Regions from separate parts of the Mus musculus genome. Here regions 1, 2, 3 and 4 are each linked to region 5. A link is a loop called in an ENCODE intact Hi-C map of the cell type or tissue named here. Cell type or tissue: heart. All regions are shown on one strand.

Region 1 (5,000 bases), 220 kb after region 5:
GTAACAAGTGCTTTTTAAATTTACTTGCAGAGTCAGCAAGATTACTCAGTGGGTTCAGGAACTTGCTGTCAAGTCTGATGAGCTGAATTTAAAATCCAGAACTCATACAGTAGAATGGGAGAGCTGATTCCCATTAGTTGTAATGTGACCTCCACATGTATGCCATATGTAGACAGACAGACAGAGAAAAGGACAGACAGACAGACAGACACACACACACACACACACACACACACACACACAGGTAAATGGATGATAAAAGTAAAGAATTCACAGTCAAGGCCAAGGAAAATTACTATAATCACAAAAATCTACAGAATGAATTTTAGCTATTTTTACCAGTCACACAGCCCGATCTTCTCTCATGCCCCTTCCTCTCCACCTAAATCCTCCTTCCCAACAAGTTTCCTCTGGCCAGCACACCTTATCTTATGTGTGTGTGACCCACTGAGGCTGAATATAGTGGCAGAAGCATGAGGTGTTTACTTGAGAACAGGAACTTCCAGTAGCTGCTCCAAGAAAGGAACCGACTCCCTCTCCTCCAACAATCACTATCCACCATAGTCCCTTAAGGAGGAGCAAGACTGGGTAAGCTCCTCCCATTTCCATGAAATGTTGGCATGCCCAACCTGCGCAGGTCTTATGCAGGTAACCACAGCTGCAGTGAGTTCGTGAGGCCAACCTCCATGCCACGTTTGCCGTGTGCCCTTCTTCCTGCCTCTCTTCCATGATATCCCCCCTAGCCTTCAATGGGTGAGAGAGGTGTCCCATTTAGGGGACAGCACGCCACTATTCCCTGTTCTTGGCACTTCAGTTGAGTCTTTGCATTGATTGTTGGCTGATACAACAAGGAGCTGCTCTGGAGAAGATTGACAGTGACACTCATCTATGGATATGCGCATGAGTATTTAGAAGATAGCTTGGCAAAATGACAGTAGTAGCCCTCCCACTCCACTCCTATCAGGACCTGTGGCTTTTGACCATGTTTTTCATACCAGGCATGAATTCTCTCCAGTGAACTGGGCATCTAATCCAACATGAAAGAAGTTGGTTGTCTCCATAAGATGTAAACCACTATTGCAACAGTGGACACATCTTTGCCTGGCATGATGGTGGTATAGGAAGCAGTGTTCACAGCTTGAATGAGACTGTTGATGGCTGTTCTCTTCCAGCAAGCTGCCTAACACCTTCCAGCACTATGGGAACTATCCAATTGGAGAAACTTGTAGCTTTATTCCGGATAGATTTCTCCATGTCTTGTAACTTAAGTGTATGATGTCTTCAACAACAATAGGGCCTTACTACCAAGTTCTTGTTGGCAACCAAGAGCAATGACAGTGACCTCTATTTGGGGGCCTCCTGACTCACAGGGAGCTACCCTTCATTTGACTCTGTGGTTTCTGTTTATAACCTATGGCTTCTATATTTATAACAGGCAGGATGTCTCCATTCAGACTGTTTTTAAATTATGCTTTTAATAAACTTATAAAATAATGGGTTTCTATATGACTTTTTCACAATGTTTAAGGTTGGTTATCTGTCCTCCATACTCTCCTCCCTCCTTCTCTCCCTCCACAAAATGTTTGCACCCCTGAGATGTCCCTTTCCACATTCATGTCATCTACAAACTGCCCTCTCCAGTGATGGTCTGAGGAAGATGCTCAAAATGTCATTTTTGTTTCAGGTCATAAAATGTAGGGTACGTCTACATATCATATCATTTGTGATATGACTTAATTATGCTGAGTACACTAAGCTAATATACTAATATCAACACGAGTGTGAGTTATTAAATCCCTGGGGAGCAGGGCTTCCCACATCACAGTGTCTTTAGATGCTCATAAAATCCCAGAAAGAAGCTGTTGCCTATGTTCAGCCCTTTGTAGAGACTTAAGAAAGCCTAGTGAGGGATGGAAGAGATGGCACAGTGGTAAGAGCACTTACTGCTCTTACATGAGACCTTAGTTCAGTTCCCAGTACATTTATAGTTCATAACTGTCTGCAACCCAAGTTATAACGTGTCTCCTGGCACCTGTGGGCACCAGGCATGCACACAGTTCATATGGATAGGCAAATATCCATATACATAAAATAAGAATAATACATATTTTTAAGAAAAATAAAAGAAAGAGAGCCCAGTGAGGTTACATTGCCTAAAGTCCTTCTGTCGATGGACAGAGCCAGGTTCTCCAGGCCAAGTCTTATATAGATTTCACTATGGCATGCATTACAAAATACCTAATATACTGTTTATTCCAGGCTTGATAGAAGTTATTCATTGACAGGTTTCCAAAAAAAAATCATAATGCAATAATTCTTTCAATGTGAATGAGAGAAATATTTGAAGTATATCCCTCAAAAGTATTCGCTTTTATAGAAGACACTGTTGCCTTTAGCCCACATTTATAATAACTATATCCACAACGTGTGCTGTGTGCTAGCGTGTCAATGTACCCAGTGACTAATCTTTTAGGTAGGCCTCAATCAGTTTTGCAGTGAAAGCAGTTCTTGAGTCAACAAAACTTTACTTTTGTTTGTGGTGGTTTCACTAAATAGCCTGAGGGAAAACAGAGAATTCCTAGGAAAGTGATGCCATCTAGTGGTGCAACTAGGCAGAGGGCCACATCCCTGCAACATAAAATGCAACTATTCAGCCTTTTAAGGGAGTGAAATACTAGATTCTAGTGAGATATAAACTGTTGCCTTCTCGAAGCACCATAAAGCCACACCTTCGTGCCTTCCCTGTCGTGATGAACTGTATCCCTTAAATCATAAGTCAACATAAATGTCTCCTCCTTTGAAAAGTGAGAAAAAAATAACAGGGAGGTACAAAATACCAAGCAGTGCTTTAAATGTGCAAGAACCTTGAAAACACTGTACTAATGGGAAAAGCTAAATATAAAAGTTATATGGGACATGATTTCACTTAGGAGTGATGTCTGGAATGGGTAAATGCATGGAAACAGATGCGGGTTTGGCAGGGGCTGAGAGTGGAGACTCTCAGGAGTATGATTCTTTTTTCTGATGAAAATGTCCTAAAACTAGATCCTCTACAATGTCCTAGCTACTGTTCAATGTTGTATTCTAGGTGTTAGAAAAACATGAAGGTGTAAAAGCGAGTTTTTGTGCTTAAAAGTTAAGCTTCAGTGGCAAAGATAACAACAGTAGAAGACAGGATGGGATCCTGGCAGTGGGATACAAAGAATAACTTCTCTGGACAACTGGGGCAGGGAATTGGCACTTCTCAGTAGTATCCAGGCAAAGCGTTGTGCAGAAAAACTTCTGGAGAATGAATCATAAGGGAACCAACACTCTGCAGAACCTTAACTTGTTTCAGAAACCCCATATGTCCTTCAGTTCACTCCTTCCTGCCTGTTGGTGCAGTTGGGGAAGCATTGTAGAAGGCTCTCACCTCACTGCCATCATGTTTAAGCCAAGGTCTTAGAAACTGGAAGTCCCAAGGAGTTGGAAAGCTGCCAAAGCTCTTCTTTGGAGTTCTGAGCTTCAAGGGGATTGATGAATCTCATGAGCCATTTTAAGCAATGGTGAACCCTCAACAACTGTGTGGTAGTCAGAGATTCCAAACATCAAGTGATGCAGGGGCTTTGGGTTTGTTATGTACGCCATTGTGGAGGAAGTGGATGCATTTTTGAATTTAAGAGTCACACAAGGTCAGTGGAAGAATAGAGGAATCAAAGAGAGCTACACCAAGAGAAGATTCTCAAAGGCCAAATGTTGCCCTATGCCTGAAAAGATCTTAGTTAGAGGTATTAGAGAAGACACCCAAGAACATCACAGAATGGAGAAACTGAAGTGATTAAAATCATGACTGACAAAGTGGAAAAAAGAATGACTTTTTTTTTGTTCCCTTTGATGACCATAACTCCGTGGGTAAGATTGTCATTCAGAAACACCATACTGTGTTGGCCACAACTATGAATCATACAAAAGCGTCGTGGAAGCAAGAGTTGTCTAGTGTTTCATCCAGCCAAAGAATCCAGATGTTTCCAGAAACTTTGGTGGTGGTCCTGGAGATGGTTTGGGTGGTAATAGCTATTAGTGTTGAGGGAACCTCAGCGTTCATGATGGCTTTGGTGGCAGCCAGGTGGTTGTGTATGTGACAGCAGTGAGGATGGCTAGAATGGATGTGACAGTGATGGTGGTTATAGAGGAGGTGACCTTGGTTACTTGAGAGGAAGCAGAGGCTGTGAAAGTGGTGAGCAAGGTTATGAAAACCAGGATAGTGGCTATGAGAAGAATGGCAGCCATGACAGTAATGGAGGAGGTGGAGAACTTTGACTGAGGTGGTGGAGATGGTGGAAGCTCCAATGATTTTTGGCAATAACAACACTCAGTCTTCAATTTTTGGACCAATGAACAAGGTGGAGGTGGATTGTTAGGGGCAGAAACTCCAGTCCTGATGGTGGGGAAGGACGGTGCTTTGTTAAACCACAAAACCAAGACAGATGTCGTAGTTCCAGCAGCATCAGTAGCTATGGAAATGGCATGAGTTCTAATCATTGCCCGGAACCAAAGCTCAGCAAGAGACAGGGAAGCCACAGGTTACAGATGGTGAACTCAGCCAAGCACAGGTGGCAGGGCCTAGCTTACAAAGAAGACATGTTTTAGACAACATTCATGTAATTGGGGGAAAATCCTGCAGGAATGTATTTGTGACTAATTATACAGCAAGTTATTTTTGCCCCTGTTCTGGTCAAAGGTATAAAGCTTTCTCACAAAGGGTTTTAATGTAGAACTGTTTTCCACCCATGATGTTAATTGCTAAACATATAATCTTATTGTGATGCCAAATACAGGTGTCTTTAAAAAATAAAAAGAGGTTTAAAAGCCCCACAGAGTAGTAATGTGCACCTATGTTGGTCTTTCAGCAGAGATATCCAAGTACCAATAGTCTGCTCCTACCTTGAAGACACATGGCAAATATCTCAAAGAAAATTTCTTGGTACTTGCTCCAATTAACAATGAGAAATAATTTGTGG
Region 2 (5,000 bases), 310 kb before region 5:
GTACTAATATATATTATTATATGTAATCTATACAAGTCCTATACGCTCTCAAATACCCCGTTTACATCATTTAAGTGGACCTTCCTCTGTTGAAGTGATTGATGCCATCCATGCCTGGGAATATACTTTTCTAGTTGTGTCACATCTATTCCTGACCACTAGAGGGGGCCACCCTATAATAAATGATTCTCACCTAACAGAAACACAATTGAATCAGTGTTGCTAGGCCAGGGCTACAAGTTAAGGGTAGCACATGTCTGATTTATTTTTAAAAAAACCACGAGTAACAAATCAAAGCTTTGGGCAGGAATGATTTGGAAAGGAACTGGAGGCGCTGATCCACAAAACGTTCACAGTTGTGTGCTAGAGGCAGAGCAGGGGGGACTTAGAAGCATTTGCGGTGGACGATGGAGGGCCCAGCTTCGTCGTATTCCTGTTTGCTGATCCACATCTGCTGGAAGGTAGACAGCGAAGCCAGGATGGAGCCACCGATCCAGACAGAGTACTTGCGTTCTGGAGGGGCAATGATCTGTCAGGGTAAGAAGGGAAGAATATTAGTGCCTAGCAGACGTGCCTTGTGCTGTCCCTTCCTGGAAAACGAGGACATTGTTCTCTATGAGGGGATGGGTTTGTGGAAGTTGGAGTGTTTCCCCAGTGAGCCCATTGATTTTTCTGTTTTTTTCCCCCTATGAAATCTATGCCAAACCATCCCTAATTCCTTTATCCCTTTATTGGGCAAACCCAAACTGGCCCTAGAGCCCACACGGGGCCCCTTTGTAAAAACCCTGACAAAATCTCTTGATTCCAGAGCTGACCTCAGCAGGCGCTGCACGTTCTACAGAAGTCCTACTGTGTGCAAAGACGATTGTTCCTGAACTTTCTGTGCAAGTAATCTTCCACCTGATTAAACTGGCCACTGCTTTCTGATGTCCTGACCATAAGCACCGCCCAACACAGAGGGCTCAGAGTTCCCATTCCGGTGTATCTCCTGTCATGCTGGCCTTATTCAGAGTACAGATCTTACATACCAGATCATGCCCACTTTTTGTTTTGTTTTGTGTTTTGTACGAGTGAATGGCGGAGGCGTTGTGCAGAGTATCAGACAAGGGATTTCTCTGTTGCAGCAACTCAAACATAGAGCCAAGCAACACCAAATTCCACTCTAGTCTTAGTTTCTTGAGTAGCAGAGGATGCTCTAGTAAATAAAGTGTTTGCACATGCTAGCCAGGGGCTTACTTTGTCTCTGTCTGCAAGCTCTGGTTCAACATTTAATCTTTCCTCCTTCACCAAGCTCTCACTGTGCCCTGTGCCAAGGGTTCGACAGGTTCTAGCTTACTTAACTTCTATAATAATTCTGAAGGGTAGGTATCCAGTGATGTTCAAGTTGCAGATGAAGATACTGGCTCAGGGGACTGTCAGTGATGCTCGCTAGTGGCTGTATCAATAGCAGGTTTAATTTCAAAACTGGCCCTCAGAGGAGTTTTGCTTTGAAGGTACACATTTTTGTTTTTCCATAGTGAGGGGGTTTGGTGATAATTTTAGATTTCCAGAACGTTGTACCCAGGCTCATTTTATGAATGTACCATCTTGGTGACCTGAGCTTTTACTGGGTGTCTGTGTTCTCTGACCATACTGGACCCCTGAGTTTCACATTCATTTCCATCTCAGAAGTAAGGTTTGGAGAATTGAGGCTTGCCTAACTCCTACTAGATGCAGCCTGTCTGTTCTCAAACCCCAAGTACATAGAGTTGGCAGCATGCTCAGCTAGGTATGGAAGGAGGGGGACTTGAGCTGCTCTGACATGCACAGGAAGGAGCACAGGCTCTTCAGGAAGCAGTGGCTCACTCCCTATAGACCCAGGACAGGACTCCTCAGGGCCCATTTTAAGTGGTAGTGTTAAAATCTAACCCACTGTCACCTTGGCCTCATTCCCTTTGGAAAGAACAGAGAGCCTGTTAAACTGCCTCTTAGCTTGTGGCTGTTCTAGAAATGCCCCTCCTGCTGCTTTCTGAGTCAGAGGGTCTTAGTGTGGTACCTTGATCTTCATGGTGCTGGGTGCGAGGGCTGTGATCTCCTTCTGCATCCTGTCAGCAATGCCTGGGTACATGGTGGTACCCCCTGACAGGACGTTGTTAGCATAGAGATCCTTCCTGATGTCAATATCACACTTCATGATGCTGTTATAGGTGGTTTCGTGGATGCCCGCTGACTCCATCCCTGGAAAAGAGACACAGGCAGTGATCCTTGGATGCTGGGTAAAACTCAAGCTACACATGGAAAATCAAGTTGGCCCAGCTACGTGGTCATCTCCTGGGTGAGGCTGGCAGGCATCATGAACTAGAAACTACCACATCTCCTGGGTGAGGCTGGCAGGCATCATGAACTAGAAACTACCACTCAAGAGACTAAAGGCCCTTCTTGTGCTCCATACCATCCTCCTGGCTCTTGTCTAAAGGAGGAGGTTCAGCTGCAGCGATTCTGGGGTGAGATTGCAACATGATAACGCCAGTGGCTGGATAGATATTCTGCTATAATTGGCTTGAGTAAGGAGCCAGGCCTTCCGATGCCTGGTAAGAGGTAGGGCCAGGGCCATGGGTCTGAGCAGGTTCATCTCTCTGCCATTGTTCCTTTATGTTCCCAACACCCAAGTTTGAATGGTGCAACTGTCAGTAAAGTGTCTCTCCTACTTGGATAAAGTGTTTTGTTTGTTTTCAGTTTTGGTTTTGTTTTAAACACAGGTCCTTGGCTGGCCTGAACTTGCTATATAGAACAAACTGGCCTCAAACTCATAGAGATTCGCTTGCCTTTGCTTCCCTAGTACTGGAATTAAAGGCATGTACTACCATGCCCAGCTGCCAAAGATGCTTTCTATGCAATCTTTGTACAGCTTTTTTTTTAAGGGGTAGAGGCGAGGGGTGGAGTTTCTTGTTGACTTCTGACATAGACTTTTTAAAATATACCACTAGATGGCGCCCACGGCCTTCTTAACATTGTGATCTAGTTATAATAGCAATGCCACCAGCTAGTTTTACATTGCTGGCAGTAACCAATTGTTGAAAGCTTATTTTGGACAGGCCCTGTGCTGAGGGCACCGCACAACTCTGCTATAAAACTTCCAACTGTCCTGGTATGAAGAAACTGACTCATAGAAAGCTTTAGTGACATTCTCGAGATCATGAAAATAGAACAGAGTTTCAAGCCCAGGCCCCCAGCCTCCAAAGAGGATGCCTCTGCAGACCCAACGTGACCCTGCCGTGCCAGTGTGGAATAGACGCTCTCTACTTGTTCTGTTTTCCTTCTCTCTCAGCAACCCCAAACTCTCAGCACTCAGATCGTCTTCCCCAACCACCCCTGTGTTCCACTATCGTAAACGTAGATAACTTTTAACCTTTGCATTATGTGCGGAGAATGCGTCTGTCTTGACTCTGACATAAGAGAGTTTTCCACGGGAGACAACCCCTGTTTTGGCTCCCTATGTCTTCTCATTTTGGAAATGTGACACCATCCCTACTTTAGAACTGCTTCTGTTTCTGAAGCCCTGGTTCATTTTTACCTGCTAATGGACCCTGATAGCAGAGGCTTGGCTTGTTCTTGGTACAGAACAGGGAGACCCCACTCTCCATTGCCTACCAATGAAAGATGGCTGGAAGAGAGTCTCTGGGCAGCGGAAGCGTTCGTTTCCAATGGTGATCACCTGCCCGTCAGGCAGTTCGTAGCTCTTCTCCAGGGAGGAAGAGGAGGCGGCCGTGGCCATCTCATTTTCAAAGTCCAGAGCTACATAGCACAGCTTCTCCTTGATGTCACGGACAATCTCACGCTCGGCTGTTAAACACATAACGAACATGATACACATTAGGGTTGATACAGGCGCTAAAATCTACCTGTCCCATGTGACTCTTCTACTGAACCAGCTTCTCAGAAGTCTCAGAGTTTTCAAAAATGCCTAAAAGATCTTTGCTGCCCTACCCAGATCGGCAGTAGCTTGATCTTTGACACATTTTTCACTTTTCAAAATGAAGCAGATGCTCTCTGGGAACAGCCCCAGTTCCATTGGTACACACGGAGAGATGGGAAAGGTCCCAGCTATACCTCTCTCTATTGTACACGTTCTCTTCTATTTGTAAATGAAGAAATTAAAAAATTATCCACGTAGTTCTGTGGGGTGTAGCTGGGTGGTAGAGGGCTTGGCTAGCCAATACAAGACCCTGGGTTCGATCTCCAGCAGTATAGACAAAAACGATTTTCCACTTTGACTTGCCGCCTACACTGATGTCTATAGCTACTCTCAAAGAAACTGTAATAGCTTTACAATCACAAAGCAAGGAAAGCTAAGCTTTCTCTGTGCATTGGGGTCAGGCTTTACTGTTGGCTAAGTCTCTGACATACCAACCCTTTTTTATTATTTTATTTTTATTTTTTTAATTTTAGCATGTTAATATTATTATTTGTATGTGTATGCATGTGTGTGCAAATGGGTGTGCATAGGAGTGTGTGCTTGGGTGTGTTTATGTGTGTTTGTGTGTGTGTGTGTGTGTGTGTGTGTGTGTGCATTTCAGGTGTGTATGTGTGGACATCAGAAAGCAAATCTCAGCCGTCAGTCCTTGCCTTTCGCTGTGAGCTCAGGAACTGACCGTAGGTTGTAAGGTTTGCACAGCAAATGGTTTTATCAGCGAAGTCTCCTCTCTGGCTTTATGTCCCCATTCTCATGGGGACAGCCCTCCTTCTGATAGGTTACAGTGAGCAACATAGTGTCTTCCATCCTCTTCCCTCCACCTCCCCCCACCCCCGAGCCTCACCAGTAGTCACGAAGGAATAGCCACGCTCAGTCAGGATCTTCATGAGGTAGTCGGTGAGATCTCGGCCAGCCAAGTCCAGACGCATGATGGCATGAGGCAGGGCATAGCCCTCATAGATAGGCACGTTGTGAGTCACACCATCTCCAGAGTCCAGCACAATACCTGGGGAACAATTAAGTATGCTGTAAGTCACCACGGCAGCAG
Region 3 (5,000 bases), 56 kb after region 5:
TAAGATATAATTTGCTAAACGCATGAAACTCAAGAAGAATGAAGACCAAAGTGTGGACACGTTGCCCCTTCTTAGAATTGGGAACAAAACACCCATGGAAGGAGCTACAGAGACAAAATTTGGAGCTGAGACGAAAGGATGGACCATATAGAGACTGCCTTATCCAGGGTCCATCCCATAATCAGCTTCCAAATGCTGACACCATTGCATGCACTAGCAAGATTTTGCTGAAAGGACCCTGATATAGTTGTCTCTTGTGAGACTACCACGGGGCCTAGCAAACACAGAAGTGGATGCTCACAGTCAGCTATTGGATGGATCACAGGGCTCCCAATGGAGGAGCTAGAGAAAGTACCCAAGGAGCTAAAGGGATCTGCAACCCTATAGGTGGAACAACAATATGAAATAACCAGTAACCCCCCACCCCCCATCCCCTGCCCTAGCTCTTGACTCTAGCTGCATATGAATCAGAAAATGGCCTAGTGGGCCATGAGGGGAAAGAGAGGCACATTTGTCATGCAAACTTTATATGCTTCAGTAAGGGGGAATGACAGGGCCAAGAAGTGGGAGTGGGTGGGTGAGGGAGTAGGTGGGGGAACATATGGGGGACTTTTGGGATAGCATTGGAAATGTAAATGAAATAAATACCCAATTAAAAAAACAACAACAACAAAGGTCACATCATGTATATCCTTTTGTGGATTTCCTACTTTTGTCTCCTTAGACTACAATCCTGAGCTTATAGTCGTCCAAACAACTTTATTTGAATTGGCCATTAGAACATGTGCTTAGTTATCAGACCATGATGGGCAAAAAGAGACTAGAGGACTAAGGGAAGTGTGGAAGCTCGCATCTAATTCTGTATCTATGCAGCACTTTTGACTTGTCCTCCGTTTTTAAGCTGTTCCCTTGGATTGCCCATACATGGTCACAACAATCCCACAGAATGCCCATCCAACCAATCTCATTGTTTAATCAACATTTCTGAGACCCAGGCTTGTGTAATCCTCCAACAGAAGAGCAGAGGAAGCAAAAAGTTTGAAAAGGTGTGGCTCTGAGGCTTCCTTGTGAGCTGAGCCATGTTCTTAGTTTCTTTATCTTGTTTTGTAGACATCCGCATAGCCAGATGAGCTGGCAATGAGAGCAGTCTGCAGCTGTGCATTTCCACATACATTAATTGCCTTCCCTTCAATCTATGGTAAAACCGTGCATTCAGAGGTATCTTTGACAGAGAGAGGCCTTTAACTAGATTGTTTCCCATAAGTAGGAATGGGTCTTGAACCTGAGGTTTAGTCACCTGAAGACATCTTTTCCTGAGGACTTTCAATCTTCTCCCCAACTCACACATAATGAAGGACATGTATGTGTTTTGCTCTCGTTTTCTTTATATACCCAGGATTGCACTGAGCAACACCAAAAGGGCACCTGGAGACATAATTATCCAGGGTCTTTGATGAACTTTGCTGTAGATTTGCTAAGTGAATCTTGGCCTCTTTGGTTGATATTTGTAAACCAGATTTACTTACAGGTCAGCCAGGGCAGTGTCAGGACTTTCCTTGTGAGTTTATGGTGAGATTCCTGTATAGATGCTAAAGTTCTGTTCTGAGATTTAATCCAAGGCAATGTAGATATTTCCATTTTCAGGCTCAAGTTAAACACCCTAGACACAGCCAAGCACAGTGTCTAGAATGGTACTTCAGTGCTGATACTCAGTACCCTACATGCAGAGTGGGATGAGAAAAAAAAAACCTATGAAAGGAAGGTCTTTCTCTCTCCCAGGTGCCTTCTTCCAATCTGTATTTAAAGTGTCTGTCTAACAAGCCAAAATAAGCTTTATATGCAAATATCTAGTCAAAAACTCTGACCCATCATTGATTCTGCTCCACTGAATAGTATGCCCTATTTTCTCCTCTGTGAAAAATTACACACACACACACACACACACACACACACACACACACACGCAGAGGCATGCATGCACACACATGTACATTTGTATACACACAAAGCAGAGCAAAAGAAACAGAGAGGCAGAAAGCAAGAAAATCAATTGATGTATCAGTCAATCAGTCAACCATAGCCCCCTATATTCTTCAAAGAGGGAACAACCTTGTGAGTGTGCCATTTGCCTGATTTAACAACTTCTGTTACTTAGAGATTTTCTGCAGTGCTAAAGCAACATCTCTTATATCAAGGCACAATGCCTAAGTGTCCAGCCCACCGTTTCCTATCCATCAGAGCAAAGAAGCAGAAGGATGCAGGCCCATCCTCCTTGGGCTTGTACATTAGCATTCCAAGTCCCACTAGACCAAAATCAGGCATTGTGCTCTGAACCACTAAAGAAAATGAGATCAATGAAAGTTGTATCCTTTCTGTGGCTTTGCTACCTGAGGCTTCCAAAGTTTAGGCTTAAGGCAAACACAGTGGGTCTAGCAGGTATGTGCTTACCTCTTATGCCATTAACAATCTCAAGTTGCTAAGTGAAAGAAGGACCCAGAATTCCACAGCTGACTAGGTTATCATGCTTAGCAAATGAGCAGTGAAAGCCACGCTTTAAAGAAATCATGAAGCTAAGCACCCAATCCATACCTAAGGATTGGTCCTCCATACCTCCTTCTACTCATGCATGACTTCATAACTCAAAGCAGAAGTCTTTCACTTAGTCACATATTTGTTCTCCCACCCAGGAAGCAGTGATGCACATGTTACCAATTCTATTCAGGGACTGGGTGTAAAGTAAATGATCACCACAGACCTCTAGGTGTGAAACAGCACAGCGAATCCCCCTGGTGTTTTGCTACTTGAATTCAGTGTAGCATAAAATGAAAACATTGGTTTGATTAGACTCTGGCAAAACTCCAGAGCTAGTCACATGGACATAGTCATTAAAGCTGGATTGAAACCTGTGTACCACAAGGGAACTCAGAGAAGGAAACACACTATCACTTCTTTCAAAATATTTTAGAATAGTTTCTTTCGTGTGGCCCCAGAAACCTCTGCAGAGTGCACTAGAGACTGTGGAAAACACTCTTTTCCTCCCAGAGGGACTGTCAGGCTGGAGGAAATGCCTCTCGACCCTCTGACACCAGAGGCAGAGTCCAGAGCTTATCCAATGCTGTGGCCAGGACATAGAAGGTCTCAGTGGTAAGTTTCACTTTCCTCTTCTGGTTGATTTTAAGTCTGTTTCAGTTTCTACTTTCCTCTTCCCTTTCACAAACACTGAGTCCTTAGAAGCAGCAGAGCACCAGCTGATTCATCCCCCCCCCCCCCCCGACTGCCCTCTTATATAATCCTCTGAGTCTCCACTTAGAGTGGACTGAGATTTCTCAGCCCACACCCAGCTTTTCCCAGCAGCACAGAAACAGATCACCATCATGAGGTCAGTGCAATCTCTGCTTCTCCAATTAAATGATAAACTGAGCTGATCACTGCACAGCAGAGTCTTAAGTTGTCTGCTTGCTTGTAGATTGAAATCACTTGCATGAGCATGGCTTTTTTTTTATTGGACCTTTTTCATTATTTCTCTGTGTAAATGTGCAAGACACTGCAGTTTCTAAAACTGCTCACTGGATGCCCCTGGAGAATATTGATAGACACGGGTAGGTCCACTGAAGCACAAAGTTTGACTCAAAGCTAGCACTAGAGGAGTCACTCTTTCTGGGATTTGTTGGTGTTTTATTAAAAGTGATCAAGACAATAGAAAGTTGTGTGTGTGTGTGTGTGTGTGTGTGTGTCTATCTGTCTGTCTGTCTGTCTGTCTGTTTGTCTGTCTGTGTTTCCATGTGTGTGAGTTTGTTGTGTTTTTCTGTATGTGTGTCTGTATGTGTGTGTCTCATTGTTTATGTGTATCTGTGTGTGTGTCTGCATGTGTGTTGCTGTGTGTTTGTATGCGATGTGTGTATGTGTCTCTGTGTTTGTGTGTCTGTGTGTGTGCTTTTTCAAAAGAACCAATCCTTCGCCAGTAGCTAGTGTAAGAGTTGGAAACAGTAGTGCAAGCTCACTTCATGTTTGTGAAAACTATGACCACTTCATGATTGAGGTTTTAAGAAATAGTTCTCACAGATGAGCAGGGCTTTTATTTAAATTGGGTTTTTTTTTAATTTTTCATATGCCACAAAATCTCAAAGGTTAAAGTTTTTTTTCTAGTATCTAAGGCTGCAGGACAAGCAAAAACACATTTCCCCTCAAATACAAACTCTGCTTAATTTGTAGCTATGAAAGCAGAACAATGGTTACCTAGAGATGGTAAGGGTAGAATATGAAGATACACACAGGAATTTCAGGGATGTCAGACATAACCTATAAGGAGTGTGGGTGGGCACATGGGCATAAACAATTGCTGAGACCCAGTGTACACAAATCATTAAAATAAGTGCATTGTATTGTAAGTAAAGAGTAATCATAGTATTTCTGATGTTTTTAAAGAGATTTATTTATTTTGTATATATGCATACACTTTGGGTGTCTGCAGACAAACCAGAAGAGAGCATCAGATCCCATTACAGATGGTTGTGAGCCACCATGTGGTTGCTGGGAATTGAACTCAGGACCTCTGGAAGAGCAACAAGTGCTCTTAACTGTTGAGCCATATCTCCAGAGAGTGAATTGTTTTTAACTGCAACTATAACTGCCATTAGAGGAGACTCAGAGAGAACTAAGAGGAAGGGCTAATGTTTCTGACAAATACATATCATGTAAGGATACAAGCCTTGTTGGCTGAGGGAAGGCTGATGTTATTAGCTACTGTGGAAGCTAAGAAAAAAGACAGTCTTCCCTACCCTCAACTCCACGGGTAACAAGGGTTAGCAAGGTTCAGGTTGGAAACACAGGGGATGACAATCATGCACCTCCAACTACATTAGCTTACTCCTTCCCATAGAATGGGCCTCTGAGAAGATCAGTATTAGTTCTGAGTGTGGTTGACCAGAAAACTGACATGTGTAGAACATTAATGGCAAGCCTGAACAAGAGACTTTGATGTGTTTTCTGTTTGGCTGAAT
Region 4 (5,000 bases), 220 kb before region 5:
CAGACCCCTTCAGCTCCTTGGGTGCTTTCTCTAGCTTCTCCATTGGGGACTTTGTGTTCCATCCTATAGATGACTGTTAGCATCCACTTCTGTGTTTGCCAGGTACTTGCATAGCCTCATATGAGACAGCTATATCGGGGTATCTTCAGCAAAATCTTACTGGCATATGCAATAGTGTCAGGGTTTGGTGGCTGATTATGGGATGGATCCCCAGGTTGGGTAGTCTCTGGATAGTCCATCTTTTTGTCTTAGCTCCAAACTTTGTCTCTGTAACTCCTTTCATGGGTATTTTGTTCCCTATTCTAAGGGGGAATAAATATCCACACGTTGGTCTTCCCTCTTCTTGATTTTCTTATGTTTTGCAAATTGTATCTTGGGTATTCTAAGTTTCTGAGCTAAAATCCATTTATCAGTGAGTGCATATCTAATGACTTCTTTTGTGTTTGAGTTTCCTCACTAAGGATGATATCCTCCAGATCCATCCATTTGTCCAAGAATTTCATAAATTCATTGTTTTTAATAGCTGAGTAGTACTCCATTGTGTAAATGTATCACGTTTTCTGTATCCTTTCCTCTGTTCAGGGACATCTGGGTTCTTTCCAGATTCTGGCTATCATAAATAAGGCTAGCATACATTTTCATTGGTTTAAATGCTTACTTAGACCTCTTAGCAGTTCAGTGCTTGGATGAATACCTTGGTTCTAGGCAGAAAGAAGATAATAAACTGTAGTGAGCTGATTTGCTGTATTATATAAAGTGCTGATCCTATGAAGTAGTTCTGTTGGGGTATGACAAACCCCTTCCAGATACCCTCCAGTGGAAGGCTCCAAAGATGGAAACATACTGACGGAGGTTGTGCTGTCACCTGAAACACCTTGGAGATCTGTGATGTAGATGTTATGTATATTTATAAGCTTTTGGGACAGAAGGGTTTTCCTTCAGATATAGTCAACTTTGTATTTTAAAGTAGAAACTGGGATGGGGCGAGGGCAGGTAGCTCAGAGCGTAAAGCATTTGGTGCGTGTGCTTTCCAGCCTGAATTTGCATCCCCAGCCCTAAAAGAAACCAGTCACTGTAATGGTGGCACATCCTTGTAACCCCATTGTTGGAAAGCAGAGACAGGTAATGCCAGAAGCTCCTGACCAGCTAGTCTACCAGAACCGTGGGAGTAAGATGTGTTCTCAAACCAAAGCGGTGGAAAGCGATAGAGGGGGACATCCTAAGTAAGAATGGCTACATGTGCATGTGCACCTGCGAATGTGCACGCATCACAGACACGATAATTAAATATGTTAGAAGGGAAGATGTTAGTTAACCAAGTGACTGCAAGGAGACATGCTGATTGTGTGTGTGTGTGTGTGTGTGTGTGTGTGTGTGTGTGTGTGTGTGTGTGTGAATATGATGTATATGATGTATTCAGCTTTTATATCACCTGTTTACTTTCTAGTCAGAAAGACAAGATCTTCATTCTAGACACTTCACCATCAGTAAAATAACGGTCAATCTCTAACTTTGTTTCTAATATAATACTGCTTTAGGGGGAAGATTTTTTAGTGAGAGGAGACACGTCCTTGATACTTTGAGCTTCATTAGAAGATGCCTCCAGTTACAGGGTAGAAGGATCTACCTGAGCCACAAGTCCAGAATCATACAAGTGGACAAAATGGTCCTACACCCCAGTAAATAAAGTGAGAAAAAATATGAATCACTTGACTGTTGGTTACTATCACATGACTTAATTACCTTGTTTTTGATGAGTAAATCCATGAAATGTAGGATAAAAATGTCTCAGCTCCAGATATATCCATTTGCCTAAGAATTTCATAAATTCATTGTTTTTAATAGCTGAATAGTACTCCATTATGTAAATGTACCACATTTTCTGTATCAATTTCTCTGTTGAGGGACATCTGGGTTCTTACCAGCTTCTGGCTATTATAAATAGGGCTGCTATGAACATAGTGGAGCATGTGTCCTGAGTGAGGTAACCCAATCACAAAAAAAGTCACTTGATATGCACTCACTGATAAGTGGATATTAGCCCAGAAACCTAGAATACCCAAGATACAATTTGCAAAACACAAGAAAATCAAGAAGAAGGAAGATCAATGCATGGATACTTCATTCCTCTCTAGAATAGGGAATAAAATACCCATGGAAGGAGTTACAGAGACAAAGTTTGGATCTAAGACAAAAGAATGGACCATCCAGAGAATGCCCTACCCAGGGGTCCATCCCATAATCAGCCACCAAATGCAGGCAATAGTGCATATGCCAGCAAGATTTTGCTGAAAGGACCCTGAGATAGCTATCTCGAGTGATGCTATGCCGGTGCCTGGCAAATACAGAAGTGGATGCTCACAGTCATCTATAGCATGGAACACAGGGCTCCCAATGGAGGAGCTAGAGAAAGTACCCAAGGAGCTGAAGGGGTCTGCAACCCTATAGGTGGAACAACAATATGAACTAACCAGTACCCCCAGAGCTCTTGTCGCTAGCTGCATATATAGCAGAAGATGGCCTAGTTGGCCATCATTGGGAAGAGAGGTTCCTTGGTCTTGCAAACTTTATATGCTCCAGTACAGGGGAATGCCAGGGCCAAGAAGTGGGAGTGAGTGGGTAGGGGAGCAGGGAGGGGGAGGGTATAGGGTACTTTTGGGATGGCATTTGAAATGTAAATGAAGAAAATATCTAATAAAAATTTTTAAAAATATGTCTTAATATATCCTGAATGTGCTATGGTAAATGATTTCTTTACATTTATTTTAAAAGCCATGCATTACTAGTCCTTTATTCCTAAAAGACAGATAAAAATGGAAATCCCTGTGTTTGTTTTCCCTCTTACTAAATGTAAAAAAAAAAAAAAAAAAAAAAAAAAAAAAAGGTCTCAGCTATAAAATAAAAGGCCCAAGGATCTGTCAATAAAATATAACAGTGGGCTCCAAACAAATGGGAAGGAAAGCGGGGCTGTGGTTCCACACGGCCACAAGATGGCACTGTTTCTCCAGCACTGACTCAGGTCCTGGTTGAAAGTTTCTCCAAAGTATGTCACAGTTTAATTCTCATATTCAACTTGCCAACAAAAGAGCAAAACAAAGCAGATATTACAAGAGTTTTATCTAAAATAAGGCAATGTCTGATTCTAAGTCAACCCCTTTTTATGGCCTAGCTGTATAATTTTAGATTTAACATCTTGGATGTTCTTTATCCATATCTGTAAATTAAAGTCACAGTCCATCAGTTGTTCCTATAACTGTAATGCACAGGAATGAGACACCCATGAGAGGATGTGATAAACTGTAATAGAGTATGACATTGGTTCTTAAGATTAACGTTCATAGAAACCACCTGAGGATGTTTGGAAATGTGTCCTGCAGATGATGTGGCTTTGGGAAGGGGGGGGGAAGCACTTGTCTCATACCCATGAGTCCCTGGGTTTCATGAACAGCACTCTAAAATTCATATCCCCAGGTCCAGACATGCTTCAGAAGGTTTGAGACTGGAAATATTCATGTGCTGCATAATTAATCAGCAATTATGAAAATGTGCAAAGTCTCGGGTCACAGCCTGAAAGGCTTCAGTATGCCAACACCCATGGAAAGAAATATTTCCAACTTAGAGATTAATTCACTATTTAACTAAAAGTTGAACAAGCACTCCACCATTTTTAGACTAACTAAAGGTACGTGTATATTATATTATAATACAAATATATCAAGTGTAAGTGCCCATTCTCTTAAGTTAATAGAATGGACTTGAGAAGGAAGTGTTTGCTGGGTGACAGTCAGATAACAGGACCAGGTGCAGAACATCTGGAAGTCAGCTGATAGACAGGTATGCTCATGTTGTAGGACCCAGACAGAGTTGATGGAGTCCCCCTGTGCTCTGCCTTGTGACCCCTATACACTCTTATTTGTCTATAAACAAGTGACTTGGTGTCTTCTATTAAAGACTGAAGCAAGCTCTACTGTACTGAAAGAGAGTGAGAAAATTTAGCAACAAAGTTCCATGAACCTCTTAGAATTCTTTGTCACACAACTGCCAAGGTTTGTTGGCTAAAGCCAATGGAACTTTTTCTAATCTCTTCTCTTCCTTCTCCGTCTGCAAGGGGTCTCAGTCTGGTTCCCAGAAAACATGGTGGGAAAGATTGAAGGTCTAGCTCTAGGCCAGAGGCCAGTGTGTTATCCTCAGAACCTGGGTGTGCATGCTCAAATCCCATCTTAGGTATCAAGAGTGCACAACAACAAAGTCTTTACAAATTGCAGCAAAACCGGCTTCATTTGGAAATATATTCAATACTCATCAATAAAGAGAGACAGCAGTTTATGTTGAACCACTAGGACTCTTGATCTTTCTACAACTATCTATCAAATAGTTCTTACTTTTTACAGCTAGGCACTATTCTAGGATAACATGCTAATAACATGCTAATAACATACAAAAAGACCACCAATCTGGAGCTGGATCTCTCATAACAGGACGGACAAGAATTTGTGTAATGATTGTGCAGAATACTATGTTATGAGATTATAAATGCTCCGATCCGTTTATCAGGACAGGGAGAATTGAGGCAAAGGTAGGGAGAGAGAGAAAAAAAAAGCAAGGTGTGTTACTACTATATAGAGTGGTCAGGAGAGGCCTCAGTGAGATGGAGCAAAGATTTGCAGCAGGGTGGCCTAAATCTGAGGGAGGACTGGAACAAACGCCAGGACAAGCCAAACACGCGTGAGGGTCTGCAACGGGGTCAGTATGGCTGCAGTGTACAAAAGGAGAAGCATGACAAAGAGAGGTGACAGTGTCCAGATGCCTGGAGCTGGTCTTGTTGAGGGACAAAGACCTTGCCAATGCATCTTCCTATTTCCACAGCTAATGCAAAGATAAATTGCATGGACCAGATACTTCTATTGTGTAGCTTTATTATTTAAACAAAATTTCTGGGGCTGGGGGAAATACAACAAAGTTGCGGGTCTTCAGGAAATGAACGTTCCTTTGGAAATGAG
Region 5 (5,000 bases):
GCTCCTCAGGAAGAGCCACCCTAGCTCCTAACCACTGAGCTACATACCCTGGCCTCATCTTTTACTTCTTGGCCTCTAGTTATGCATCTGATTGACCTTGTTCCAAGGCTGGTCATTCTCACTCTCGTGTGCTTTTATTTTTGTCTTGACTTTGGATTTTTTTTCTTCTTGCTTTATATATTGCTATATATTCTCTACTGAGTAAATTTATTTTAATTAAAAAGGATTATACAGGGCGACATAAGGCGATTTTCATGAACGAATCACTGTACTTTGAACATATTCTCCCCATATTTCACTGCCCTCAGTTTCATTTAGACTTTCCTCTGACCTATCTTCTTATGTTATTACTTCTGCTCTCATTAGCCTTATATCCCTACTAGTTCCCGCCCCTCTTGACTCAGTGAGAGTCTTCTTAGATCACTCACGTTAAACTATCTCCCTATGAGTCACACAGTCTAGCAAGGAAAAAGCTTTTTTGCTTTTTTTGTTTTGTTTTGTTTTTGTTTTTGTTTGTTTGTTTGCTTTTGTTTTTCGAGACAGGGTTTCTCTGTGTAGCCCTGGCTGTCCTGGCACTCACTTTGTAGACCAGGCTGGCCTCGAACTCAGAAATCTGCCTTCCTCTGCCTCCCGAGTGCTGGGATTAAAGGCGTGTGCCACCAAGCCCGGCTGGGAAAAGCTTTTTAAGAACCCTTGACAAGAAGCTGAATCTCTCCCCACAGTACGGTGATTACATTCCTCTCTTAAAACCATAAAGAATGGCTTGGGGGTCAGAGTGGGACAATAAATACAATTGTACTTATAAGACGAGCAGCATTGTGTTTGCCTGCCAGGAAAGGGGTCCTGTAGAAATATCCTACAAAGAAATGACGGTCCTGGTCCTTCGAGTCAACGCTGCGCTCTTTGAGAAGGTTCTCCAAAGCCCGCACAAATTTCATACCAACAGGAGGAATCCCTTCTGTTCAAATTGATTGATGATCTCTCCCACAAGCTCCCGCTGGAGCCCACCAGGCCTGATGGTAATGAAGGTACACTCACCGTTGGTCATGTGTGCTGTGGTCTGGGAGGGACTGAATGTTGTGAAGACAGTCTCGGTGATGCTAACAGAGACCAACCCCACTCACTCTAAGCCTGTGACCATCCGAGGAGACTTTTGCATCCAAGTTGGTAAGAATGGTTCTGTAGAGAGCCCAGCTTGTGGTTTCAGCCCAAGGAGCTGGTGGACTTCAAGAGTTGTGCACAGGACTGGATCTATGAGTGACAGGAAGGCCCCTGCTTTGCCACCTTCTGACCCCTGTTCCCACAGGCAGGGGACCAGCAACTCTAGATATTTCTGGATCTTCCTTTGGCCTTTAGGGATCCTCTGGGAGCTGTGACTCCCTGTGTAGTGTTAAGTACCACTATTAGATTAAAATGTCTCATCGCCTGTGAAGAGAAGGAGGAGGAGAGGGAGGGGGAGGGGGAGGGGGAGGGGGGGGGACTCAATTTAGAAGAGAAACTAAATTGACAAGACCGAAGTGTTTAACCACCAGGCAACAGGGAGGGGTATGATGGATCCTTAGAATGACAGTTCACTGCTAAAACTCTTCCTTTCCCCATCCCCTATCTCCTTTCAGTCCTAGGGACAGAAGCCAGTGTCATGGGCAAGAGCTCTGTCACTGAGCTACATCCTAGCCTTGGAACCTCACTTTCTTTTAAAGGACTTTGAATGTCATTATCTTTCATTCTATCCATCTATCTGGATCTATATCTATCTATCTATCTATCTATCTATCATCCATCCATCCATTTATCAAGGGTGCCACACGGAGGTCAGAGGACCACTTGCAGGAGTCGATTTTTACTTTCCCTGGGATTAAAATCCCATCCCAGCTCAGATCCTAGGGCTTAAAGTCAAGTGATATAAGCCCCTGAAGTCATCTCCCCTAAGCCAGTTGAGTCTCAATTTCAATTTAAATCCAGGAATTCAATTCAGGATCATGTCCCTCACTAAGATGGACTATTAGGAAACTGGAAATGAGTGAACCATCCTCTAAGAATCAACTAGGTATTATCTCTGCTGTCCAGAATATTACAGTCTGCGAATTAATCCGCTTCAGTTAGCAACATCAGTAAACATTAAAAATAGGAAAGGACAGAAAAGGATCCTGTCTGGTCTTGCATTGTGCAAGGAGAATTCTATGCTAGAGCTGGGCTGGAGCACCAAGACCCAGAGGCTGGAAAATTCATGGGAGCTTCCTGGAAGAATGGATAAAACCGTCTCTCTCCCAATTCCGGAAGTATTTCTGCTGCAAACTCTCAAATTTAGCATCTAGGGATAATAAAGCTAAAAGCGGCGGAGAAGGGCACCCTCTGGCGACAATAGCAGGACACAGTGGGAGGAAGCAGCGCTAAGATGGAGTACCACCCCAAAACAAAGCTCCCTGGGAGCTGTAGTCGAGCCAGGTTGCCTGGGTGAGTGCAGTTTCCCGCCCTTAGTGATGTGGGGACCCAGCGAGATGGAGCTCACTTTAGGAAACAGCGGGGAGTCCCCCAAAGGACTAAGGTATTCCAGCCACACCCGACTAACGCTGCAAATATGTAGGAAAGAGAGTGAAGCAAGATATTTTTAATGAGTAGCCCTGTCTAGTAGTAGATCCCTCAAAGCACCAAGTGTGGGTAGGGGTTACATCCGGCACCCGGCAGTCAGGAGTCATTGGCCACGCACCCTTCGCCAGCGTCCATTCTGCCGAAAAGCAAGTTCTGGCCTTCTGCAGTTAATGCTTTTTTACCCATCAGCAAGATGCACCAAGATGAGACTTAGAGGTAGGTGGTCGTCGCTCTTAAATGTGGGTGGACGCAACTTTTGTTTTCCTGGGCTGTCCACTAGGGGCGCGTGGTGGACTCTGGGTCCTAAGCTATATATCTAGTCACTCTTTTATCCAGAACCCACCCTCAGCTCACTCAAAGGCTTTCAAAAACAGCTTTTTTTTTTTTTTACTTCCGGTTGTTTATTTGAGAAGGAATGCACCAGAAATTACAGAAACCTTTTTAATGTCCCACAACCTCTCAACTCTGTAAGTCTATTAACATGTTATTGTGTAATGGTCTCTCCCCCTCCCCAACCTCCCTGTGTTCCTCAGGTTTGGTGTTTTAAAATGACAGCTGATGTAGGAATTCCTCTCTGTGGAGATAGAGTGGACACAATGAATTTCTTTCTTCCCCCCCCTCCCCCTCCCTCGCCCTCTCCCTGCCCCCCTTCTCTCTCTCTCTCTCTCTCTCTCTCTCTCTCTCTCTCTCTCTTCTTTCTTTCTTTCTTTCTTTCTTTCTTTCTTTCTTTCTTCCTTCCTTCCTTCCTTCCTTCCTTCCTTCCTTCCTTCTTTCTTTCTTTCTTTCTTTCTTTCTTTCTTTCTTTCTTTCTTTCTTCTTTCTAAAATATTTTCTGGATTTAAATGTTGGTAAAGGAAGAAGAGAGGTAAACGTTAGAAGTAGGGACTGGGAATCTCAAATTAGGGTGCAGTTCAGAGATGAAGAAGGCACAATGAGGTATTTGTGTCCTCATGAGGAAAGTATTTGGGAGTGCTGAAAGCAAGCAGTGTAAATAGCATCAGGACAGCAACTGCTCAGGAGGCCATGCGCCTGAATCACACTTATACTTCAGTAAAATGTTAACAAAGACTCCGAGACAACAGAAGGAAAAATTAGAACACGTTGGCACCCTGAGAAGTGTGCTATTCAAAAGAGTAAGGCAGTGGCTGAAAAGACCATGCAGGAGGAGATAGGACCATCAAGATACTCTGAGCATGAAAAATACACAGGGTCATAGAACAAGGGTTAACAAACTGCCACCCGGAGGCCAGCTTGCTATTTGCTTCTATAAATGAAGTTTTATTGGATCAGGTGCTCTCTTACGCTGCAACAGCAGACTGGACTAGTTGCTCACAAAGCCAGAGAAAATATTTATTATTTGGCCCTTAACAGGGTCCAGAACATCATGATGGCCATGGTTCAAATTCCTGGGATGCTTGAAACATGAGGGCTAGTAACTACTCGTGACTGCTAAAGCAGGGACACACATGGTTGTTTGCTTTGCCGCTGTTTAAAAGAGTTCAGTAGTTTTCCTTTGAGATGTACTTTAATTTAACAATGAAAACGGTTCTAAAGTAAAGGGCTGTCTCTGGTCTTGCATTCTTCTAGAAGAATATCTGTATACTTGCTGCTGTCAGTTGCTTGTGCTAGAGAACATGGTAAACTCAGTTTTTAATGCTCAGAAGAAAATGATAAATATATGAGGATATCACCATTGTCAATCATCTGGGGATAGCTAGAGGAGACAAATGACCTTGATGGAGAGGTGCAATGACAGACTTTGTCTATGGCACTCGAGGGAACTTTGTGTGCTTCTACAAAGGGAGATGTTTACATCTCTACCCTGCTCAATTCTGAAAAAGGAACACACCAATCAAAGACAGCCTTCTGTACCTGATGTCTGAAAAGCGCAAGATGCATTTTTATAGTATCATGATTCTGATATGAAGGGTATTTATTTACTTGTTTTGAAAAATGCTTTTGACTGATGTCTGTCCCTTAAGATTTTCAATCTTGTTCCATGGGTTTAACAAGTAATCCTGCTTACTGATAACTGAAATCGGGTAAAGAGATTTTTGAGTCTTGACAAGGAACAAAAAGATGGGCAGCAGGCTCAGATGAGAGAGAGAGAGAGAGAGAGAGAGAGAGAGAGAGAGAGAGAGAGAGAGAGATGGGCACTGCTAAGATGCAGTTTCATGGCGTTTTCTCTCTGAGATCACTCATAGATGCAGAAGGATTTGATTTGTTGACAGCTGCTGCTATTATTAGAGGACAATGTTGGCGTTATTTCTTTGGCCATCCTTCCAGAAATAAAGTATGTATTGTATTACTCAACATCCGTTTCACATTCGAAAGGCATTCTGTGTTGGAAGGCACTTGCAAGGCTCACAGGGCAGTGCCTGGGTTAGAACAGAAGCACAGCTGGGGCACAT

The links. Peaks named below come from ENCODE experiments on the same cell type or tissue, not always from the same donor. Only the 100,000 strongest peaks of a DNase experiment are listed, where the experiment ranks them.
Region 1: it touches region 5 in a loop (2.6-fold over the local background); 7 of 42 quality-filtered maps call a loop at or near these places.
Region 2: it touches region 5 in a loop (7-fold over the local background); 12 of 42 quality-filtered maps call a loop at or near these places.
Region 3: a loop joins it to region 5, with 2.8 times the contacts of the local background. A loop is called at or near these places in 6 of 42 quality-filtered maps.
Region 4: it touches region 5 in a loop (6-fold over the local background); 15 of 42 quality-filtered maps call a loop at or near these places.

Annotation. Positions count from the first base shown.
Region 1 is chr19:34,770,425-34,775,424 of GRCm38, forward strand. No RefSeq gene overlaps it. Among named protein-coding and RNA genes, the nearest start is that of Gm22082, 23 kb to the right of the region's middle. In heart, a CTCF peak has its summit at 2,608 (motif pointing left); no DNase peak of the experiment used is centred here.
Region 2 is chr19:34,241,282-34,246,281 of GRCm38, forward strand. Acta2 (actin, alpha 2, smooth muscle, aorta) reads right to left here. Exons shown (of 9, transcript NM_007392.3): 6 at 4,797-4,958; 7 at 3,631-3,822; 8 at 2,036-2,217; 9 at 1-529. The coding sequence ends at 386. Among named protein-coding and RNA genes, the nearest start is that of Acta2, 12 kb to the right of the region's middle. In heart, CTCF peaks have their summits at 155 (motif pointing right) and 2,960 (motif pointing right); a DNase peak (open chromatin) is centred at 2,980.
Region 3 is chr19:34,604,620-34,609,619 of GRCm38, forward strand. It overlaps Ifit3b (interferon-induced protein with tetratricopeptide repeats 3B), which reads left to right and starts at 3,338. Exons shown (of 2, transcript NM_001005858.3): 1 at 3,338-3,379. The coding sequence starts at 3,375. It also overlaps a transcript of Ifit1bl1 not described here. In heart, no CTCF peak of the experiment used is centred here; a DNase peak (open chromatin) is centred at 3,092.
Region 4 is chr19:34,331,505-34,336,504 of GRCm38, forward strand. No RefSeq gene overlaps it. Among named protein-coding and RNA genes, the nearest start is that of Fas, 43 kb to the left of the region's middle. In heart, a CTCF peak has its summit at 2,986 (motif pointing right); a DNase peak (open chromatin) is centred at 2,997; H3K27me3 peaks cover 317 bases.
Region 5 is chr19:34,548,218-34,553,217 of GRCm38, forward strand. It overlaps Ifit2 (interferon-induced protein with tetratricopeptide repeats 2), which reads left to right and starts at 2,477. Exons shown (of 3, transcript NM_008332.3): 1 at 2,477-2,805. In heart, CTCF peaks have their summits at 2,345, 2,554, 2,877 and 3,838 (motif pointing left); DNase peaks (open chromatin) are centred at 2,424 and 3,994; H3K4me3 peaks cover 1,191 bases; H3K27ac peaks cover 2,617 bases.